Regions from separate parts of the Homo sapiens genome. Here region 2 is linked to region 1. Evidence: chromatin loops called from intact Hi-C (ENCODE). Cell type or tissue: Caco-2. All regions are shown on one strand. Region 1 overlaps AUTS2 (activator of transcription and developmental regulator AUTS2). Region 2 overlaps AUTS2 (activator of transcription and developmental regulator AUTS2).

Region 1 (4,000 bases):
AAATAAAAATTACATAAAATCAAATTTTTGTGTCCATAAATAAAGTTTTATTGGAACACTGCCACATTTATTTTTGCGTTATCTATGACTGCGGCTGCTCTACATCAGAGCTGAGTGGTTGTGGCAAAGACTGAACAGCCCACAAAGACAAAAATATGTATTATCTGTCCCTTTAAAGGAAAAGGTTGCCAAGCCTTGCACAAATAAGTAACTACTGAATGACTGTAAAGTCTTAGTCCTAGAATGTATGTCTTAGACTTAATGTGACTCAACTACATAAAACTTAATTACATGTAAGAAAGTGGTTGGCTATTTTGATGCATACTTTGATCTTAAAAAGGGAAAAAACAGGCTGGGTACAGTGGCTCACACCTGTAATCCCAGCACTTTGGGAGGCCGAGGCGGGTGGATCAAGAGGTCAGGAGTTCGAGATCAGCCTGACCAATGTGGTGAAACCCTGTCTCTACTAAAAATACAAAAATTAGCTGGGTATGGTGGTAAGCACCTGTAATCCCAGCTATTTGAGAGGCTGCGGTAGGAGAATCGCTTGAACCCGGGAGGCAGAGGCTGCAGTGAGCCAAGATCATGCCACTGCACTCCAGCCTAGGCAACAGAGCGAGACTCTCTCTCAAAAAAAAAAAAAAAAGGAAAAGAAAAAAATTTACTGTTTGTCCTTAATTTCTGTTCAGATCTCAAAACAAATGTTATATACAAATGTTCTTCCACTGGTGAGGAGACATCTTTTACTGTGATGTCTATACACTCAAAATTCTGAAATAATTTTTTTTTTGGCTAGCTCTTAGAGAACTTTTCCACATCATATATCTTGCTTTTATTGGAGAACGCATGAGCGACAGTTTTGTGGATTATACAACATGTTGTTCTGGCTAATTAGTTTACTAGCAATTAAAAATAAAATCATGGCAGAGGGCCACTTGTCAATTTCACCTTGTCATAAATGTGCTTGATGCTCATTGTGTCTTAAATAAAAATGTATCACTAGCAATGAGAGAGATGTTTTCCATTGGATTTTATTCCATCATTTGGTATAATTATTCCTGACAATTTGCCCATCATACGGTATGTCTCTCTCCAGAAGGAGAAAAATACTACTTTGTGTTCTCGTGATCACAAGTCTAATTGAGTGGAAAACAAATCTGTTTTAGAAATGAGAAAAAGAGACAAGCTACTGTTTACTCTGTTAAAAATAATACGCAGAACAAATGACAAAAAATGTAGCAAATAGTACTCTAAATCTTACTACTATTTTTTTTTCTTGAGTATCAAGATTTACTCCACAAACAAAACTGGGATGATGATTTCATATGATAGTGATGAATTACAGGTACATATCGCTAGGTCTACTGCACTGTTTTCCCAGTTCTGGAAGAAGGTAGGTTCTGGCTGATGGTCAGGTGGCTATCAGAGGGTAAGCAAAAGATGTTTGGTAAAAGAGCAACCCCCTGGCCCCATCTACCAAGAATGAAGAAAGTAGGTGCCATGTTGTAATTTCAGCTGACAAGAAGCATTAGCATTATCGCACACTTTGTGAATTAAGTAATGATTTAATTAGTACCAGTCTGAATGGTCATATAATGTTGTAATTAGAAGGCTGAGACAAAAATAATTGACAGAGGTGGGGCTGGGGCTTGTTGGAAAATTAGCATAATTAATGGAACACAGGAAGTGGAAATGTGTGCCTCAGTGGCCGATCACAGACCCTGAGGGCAAGGACCATGGCTTTCTCTACTGTGCATACCTTCAGAGCCATCTTACTGTGCCCCAGCATATTAGATACTCATATTATCCTTGTTACCGCATCAGAGGGAAGTCAGAAGCACTGGACTCTAAATCTTTCCTTTCTCCTTTAGCCAAAGGTTGGGCAAATCATTCTCCTTTTCCTCTGTTCACCTTATCTCTAAGATAAGAAAAAAAAGTAAGATGTCATCCACTTCAAAGCACTAAGTCAGAAACGATGTAGCATTCAAACAGAGAACTGCCTCACTGCCCCCTTGGTGGATGAATTAGAGGAATTAGAAGTTATATGACACAGGGCCTCAAGAGCTAAAGCATTAGCTGCCCTGTTACTTAATGAGCAGTTGCTTTGTTTTCTTGCAGACACCAGATCATGGAGTAGTGTATGCATGGGCAGGCCTGCAGACCATCTTGCTGCATCTTTCCTGTCTCTCGTTTTTATCTGGGTCTGGACCTTTACAGCATAAAGTTTGCTTCAACCATCTATATCAGTTAGGGTTCTGGTAAAAACAAACAAACAAACAAACAAAAACCAGAAAACACTTAAGAAATTTTCTGTAGGAAGTGATTTAATACAGAGAACCAACCTCTTACAAAAAATCACTAGACAAGGTTAAAGTATGGCCTTTCTTCTGCCATAAACAGAAGTCCATTGTTGCAGCAGCCCAGCTACAAATGCACTAGCGAAGCTGCAACCTGGGATCAGGAAATCGCATCATAACTGCCTTTCAACATCTAGGAAGCTGAGTTGAAAACTGAAACATCACCACAGAAAAATCATACTTCTCCTGCCCTGGCTAATCAGATAAAAAGAGCTAAAGCTGAAGATGAATAACCTTTACCTCATGTCGACCTTCCAAATCTTGAGCAAATATACCTGATTCACACCCAGAATCCTAGCTGCAAGACAGACTGGGAAATAAAGGCTTTCGTTTTTTAGTCTTTGCAGTTAAAAAAGCACAACTAGAATGAACTAGGAAATGAAAAGTGGGTGCCACTCAGCTTTATTCGCCATGCTCTAAGTGCCTATTAAACTTCTCAGTTAATTTTTTCTCTCCTCTCTTCAGCTGCTTCTAATTGGGCTCAACATGTAAACTTCAGTTTCCTTCTAAGTAGTCCATGTCACCCACATACTTTATCTTCCAGTTCCTACCTTGAGAGTGACTGCATACAACACAAGATCCCAGGTTATGTGAACACCAGTGGAAAGAAGGATAGGAACATCTGTGAATGCTCAGAAGACAGAAACACAGACAGAAGACTGCAAACCAATATCCTCATCCAACTTTTCTTCTCTGTGATTTTATTCTAAACTGTGGACATAACATTTTTTCTTGCTAATAAAAGCTGAAACTTGGCAAGTAAAATTTCAGAATAATTAGTCCAAATAGTGGTAGTAGCCGGAAAAAAAAAATACGCCTATGTAAGACGTCCCACAGAAACACGAAAATTGCTTGAACCTGGGAGGTGGAGGTCACAGTGAGCTGAGATCGTGCCACTGCACTCCAGCCTGGGTGACAGCGCAAGATTCTGTCTCAAAAAACAGTAATAATAAATAAAGATGAGGAAACCAATGTTCGCAGTGGTTGTCTTAGTCTGGGGTTCTCCCAGAAGCAGACAATGAGAAGTTTATTTAGGAGGTAAACAATAGCAGGAGACTGGGAAAGTAAGATCATGACAGCAGACAGGGAATAAAGGGTATGTAATTATTCAGCCAACTACCACTATGGGCAACTAGAAGCAAATGCCACTGGGAGGACTCCGGAAGCCAGTGTAGAATGTATACCTCAAAGTTATCCCACTTAAGAAGCAAGGAAGCTGGTGTATTTATACAACAACTCTCATTAGTCATTGACTGTGGGTTGCTCAGGTAGCAGTTCATTTCACCTACTTCCTGCCTACTCCTTAGGCAAAGCAGAATTCATTGACTAGACAAACCCTGAAGATGAATGAATATAAGGCCTAGCGGGAGGAAGGAGGGCCATTGTGAACTAAAGTGGAAGGGAAAGAGGGGTATGGGTGGGACACCAGGAGCATCTGCTAAGTTGAAAATGAATGCTAAATTAAAAATTATATGAAATGGAGTGAAATGATTTAATTAACAGATTATAATTGTTTGGATTAGCAAATCAAACATTAAGCAAGTAGTAGGGCTGAGACTTCAAGCCCGTCATACACCTTTCAGGGTCCATATTTCGTTCCAACACTCTGTCCAGATTAAACATAAGATGAAACATATGTACAC
Region 2 (4,000 bases), 87 kb before region 1:
AAGAAATAGGAAGAATTTTATTCGTAAAGTACATGATTATGTTTCATATTTAAAAACATGATGGTTTCCTCTTCAAAATAAGCTGTTGAGCTAAGTACCATCCATAGTCAATAGTATTTTCTATTCATATTTGTTACTTGATTATACAATGAGGCAAGGTTCAACAAAAATACACATTACAAAAACAGTTATCTAAGAATTTTTACCCATTTTTTCTTTTTCGATCTTTCAGTGGGAAAAAAAAGAAAGCAATAATTTGATTATAGATAGTGAGATGGCTTAGTCCAGCTCACAGGACATCTGTGTTTTGATGGAGATAAATTTAAGAACCAGCAGTCTTGGAATTATGCAGCAAATTTTGCCAAGGTTTGCAGATTTCTTTCTCAATATCTAATCAAACCTCCAGCGATTACGGACCTGGTGGCCAGGCACTCTGCAAAGAACTACAATTTAACCTCATTACTTGAGTTTATATTGATGAACAAAATGGTTAGCACAGTTCTTTTCTTTTTCTTGTAAAAACTAGACTGAAAGTTCTACGCATCATACTGCCCAGTGTTTGTTCAAGTCTCTTTACAGTATCTTCTCAATGTGTAGTGATAGGCAAATGTTTCTCTATTCTGATAACTTTAATGTTTCACTTCAATAGACAATACAATAAAAACTGTAAAAAGGTAAAAAAACACTAATATTTATGTTTTGTATAGGCTACAGGAAACTCAGTGTGAAAGTTGATTATGCAAATTGCATCATTCTTGTCATGCCCAACTAAAGAAGAGTTGACAGAGCAGCGGGAAAAAGTACTCAAGACACAGCACATGCTCCAAGAATTGAGTTTTCTCCAAGCCCAGCTGTTGAAACAGCCTGCTGTAACCATAAGACCAGTTTTACTTAGCAGCTGCTGAAACAACCTGCTATGACTTTAAGACTAGTTTTATCTACTACCATCACTCACCAATCAGACCCGGGCAGCTCCCACAAGCTTCTCTAGGGTCAATGAGCTTTCTTTCAAAACTGTAAGTAACATTTCCCTTTCTAATAAAACCCCCAATCTTTCCTTTGTTCTTTGGACATGCTGAAGACCACCCAGTCTGTTTGCATGCCCCAAATGTGATTCTATGATTCCCAAATAAAACATTAAATTTAGAGATTTGTCTCTACATTTTATTTTGACTTTGACATCAGCTTAAGTTTTTTTTTTTCCCACTTGCATTTCTTGGCCTACATGGTTTGGCATAATTTTATTTTCTTTCCTGAATCCTTCATTACTTGATTAGCATTCCATTGCTTACTGGTTTTATACTTTGTATGTGAGTCTTTTATTGGAAATGTCCTCAAATCTGAGAATTTATACTCACCAGATGTACACATATTATAAAGGCATTTATGTCCATATAATTTCCAGCACCTTGAAATGATGGAAAATTAGAAACTTGCTCTATGTCAACATACACTGTTTAAAGTCTATCTTTCCTGTTGATGGTCATCTCCAAGGAGATCAGCATAGGTCTGGTTTGTTTGATTTTTTTAAACTACACTGCCTAACTAAATCTCTGCATTACTCAAGGTTTTAACAGATATTTTAATTAATTGGCTAATTGTTTATTTGTTACTTGTCATGAGTTACAGAAATCCAAGTATGTTTCTCAATTCAATAAAATTCCAAGTAGAATTTCTTACCGAACTTTAGCCTTTCTACTAAAAGGGAAATTGGAGAGAATCCAAATTCAATATTTTTATGAACTCAAAGATGTGAATCTACATTATAATAAATCATATATAAGAACAATATTATATGGTTAAATGTCTTTTTTATTTTTTATTTTAAAAAGGAAAACCAAAAAGGTGTGACATTTCAGTGGGTACCTTCATATATCACTGGTGGCAACAAACACTAGGACATTATGGAGTGAAATGTGACAGCCTACAAAACACTCTGAGAGGGCTTTACTTCCTTTTACTCAATACTTTCATAAGAAATGCAGTGCAAAGTAATAACCACTGAGATACACCATTATTCATAATAATGATGAATTGGAAAAAATCCAAATATATAAAAATGGGTTAGGTAAATTATGGTATTATCAATATAATAGGATACTATGTGGTCACAAAAAATCAGGCTATGGAAAAGTATTTAATGGCCTTTGAGAAAGTTTATGTGAAACTTTGAGAAAGATAAAAGACTGGAATGCTTATGCCACAAAATATTAAGAGTGGTCACCTCTCAGTTTCACTATGAGCACAATTTAAATGTTTTTCTTGAAATTTTCTGCATTTTCTAAGGTCTCTAGAATGCAACTATGTCACTGCTATAATCAGCAAACCAATAAATTCTACTGAAATAGAGCCTTTGGGTATTATAGGTTGAGCATCCCAAATCCGAAATGCTCCAAAATCTGAAACTATTTGAGTGTCACATGACACTCTAAGGAAATGTTCACCAGAGCATTTCCAAAAAAAAAAAAAAAAAAAAAAGTTAAAAATCCAAAACACTTCTGGTCTCAAGTATTTCAAATATGGAATATTCATCCTATACCTTTTTAAAAGGGAACCAGCCCTGCTCTCACAACAGGAAGTTTTCCCCTCTGTGTTTCTCCGCAAGATGTATTCACAGGATTTTCACAAGACATTCAACCCAGAACTGAGTACCACCTCAGACTTTCCCAACTTCAGACCCCCTACTACATCCCAAATAAAAGGTCATGGGTGATCCCTATTGATGCCGACACTGCCACGGCCTCCAGTGGCAATTCGGATCCAGGGCAGTTAACTGTGCTCCACTGGGATACTTTGAGTCACACGAAGAGATATATCGACTAAGTAAAATGCTGAAGTATCAATAAAAGCTGGTGAAATCTGAAACAGCAATCAAGTAAACACTATCATTCATGGCTCTCCTGGCCTCAGTTTCCTCACTCATAATTCTGGGTCTTTAGACTACAGGCTTAAGTTTTCATCCTGCTATAAAGTTTCAGAGTTTCATGATATTGGCTAAAGGAGTGAGACAAACTGGGATAATGCTGAGTAGAAGAGGACCCCTGCTTCTGCTCACGGTGTGAATCACAGGAATTCCCTTGCTTTAGGCAGGAAAGTGGCAGCAGATGTCTGCAGTGTTGGTGATGAGCATGGAACTGCAAGGCTGAATGAAAATGCCAAGCCCTGAGACCCAAGAAGGTGATGCGCTGAGGAGGGGCAGCATGTTGGCTGAGTAATCTCTAGAGGAGTCAGAGATGTGAAACAGGGCCCAGTCAAGGAATGTGGTTAGGATATAAAGAAGCCATTGATGCTTCCCCTTCCTATATCACACAATCACCAGAGAGAAAATAAATGGCAGCAGATACATCTAAAAGAAAATGAGAAAAAAACTATGTTTTTGTAGTTCTTGCTCTGGGAGGGGTGAGGAAGAGAAGAGTGTCAGGGCACCAGTAAAACCCTTCTAGCAGTAAGGGAACATGTATAATGCAGATTGAGGGGCTCATTTCTTAAAGGGAAATGGGGGCCAGAAGATGGCCTTTATAAACCTCCAAATTGTATAGCACCCTCTGGAGTGTCTTCTATCTGAAACTACTGTAACCCACAAGGGGATTAGAGTGCAAAGAGTCTCTGTCTTTCCTCTGATTACTGTGCTAGCAAGCCAAACAAGAGCAGAGTGTGGCCAAAGGAAAACCACTAAAGCCAGAAGAGTGATTATGTGATACTCTGGGAGTTGCAGCAGCACTGTGTGTGTGTGTGTGTGTGTGTGTGTGTGTGTGTATGTGCGCGCGCGCGCGTGTGTGTGTGCGTGCACACATGTGCATGTGTATTTCTGCAAATCCAGGTGCAATCCTCCCAGTTGCTAGATCAACCTCAGCTCCCTGCTGTCAGAAAGTCAGAAACCTCTTGAGGGCAGGAAAGAAACAGCCTGGTAAAACAGAATAGAATGCAGCAGCCATTTGTCACCCCCTATTATTTCCGAGTGGAAGTGGGGGTGGCATGTGGATGGCCGTTCCTCCCCATT

Evidence for each region. Peaks named below come from ENCODE experiments on the same cell type or tissue, not always from the same donor. Only the 100,000 strongest peaks of a DNase experiment are listed, where the experiment ranks them.
Region 2: a loop joins it to region 1, with 2.0 times the contacts of the local background. A loop is called at or near these places in 1 of 110 quality-filtered maps.

What each region holds. Positions count from the first base shown.
Region 1 is chr7:70,216,220-70,220,219 of GRCh38, reverse strand. The region is part of intron 4 of AUTS2 (activator of transcription and developmental regulator AUTS2); the gene reads right to left. Among named protein-coding and RNA genes, the nearest start is that of AUTS2, 620 kb to the right of the region's middle. In Caco-2, no CTCF peak of the experiment used is centred here; a DNase peak (open chromatin) is centred at 2,019.
Region 2 is chr7:70,303,196-70,307,195 of GRCh38, reverse strand. The region is part of intron 4 of AUTS2 (activator of transcription and developmental regulator AUTS2); the gene reads right to left. Among named protein-coding and RNA genes, the nearest start is that of AUTS2, 710 kb to the right of the region's middle. In Caco-2, no CTCF peak of the experiment used is centred here; no DNase peak of the experiment used is centred here.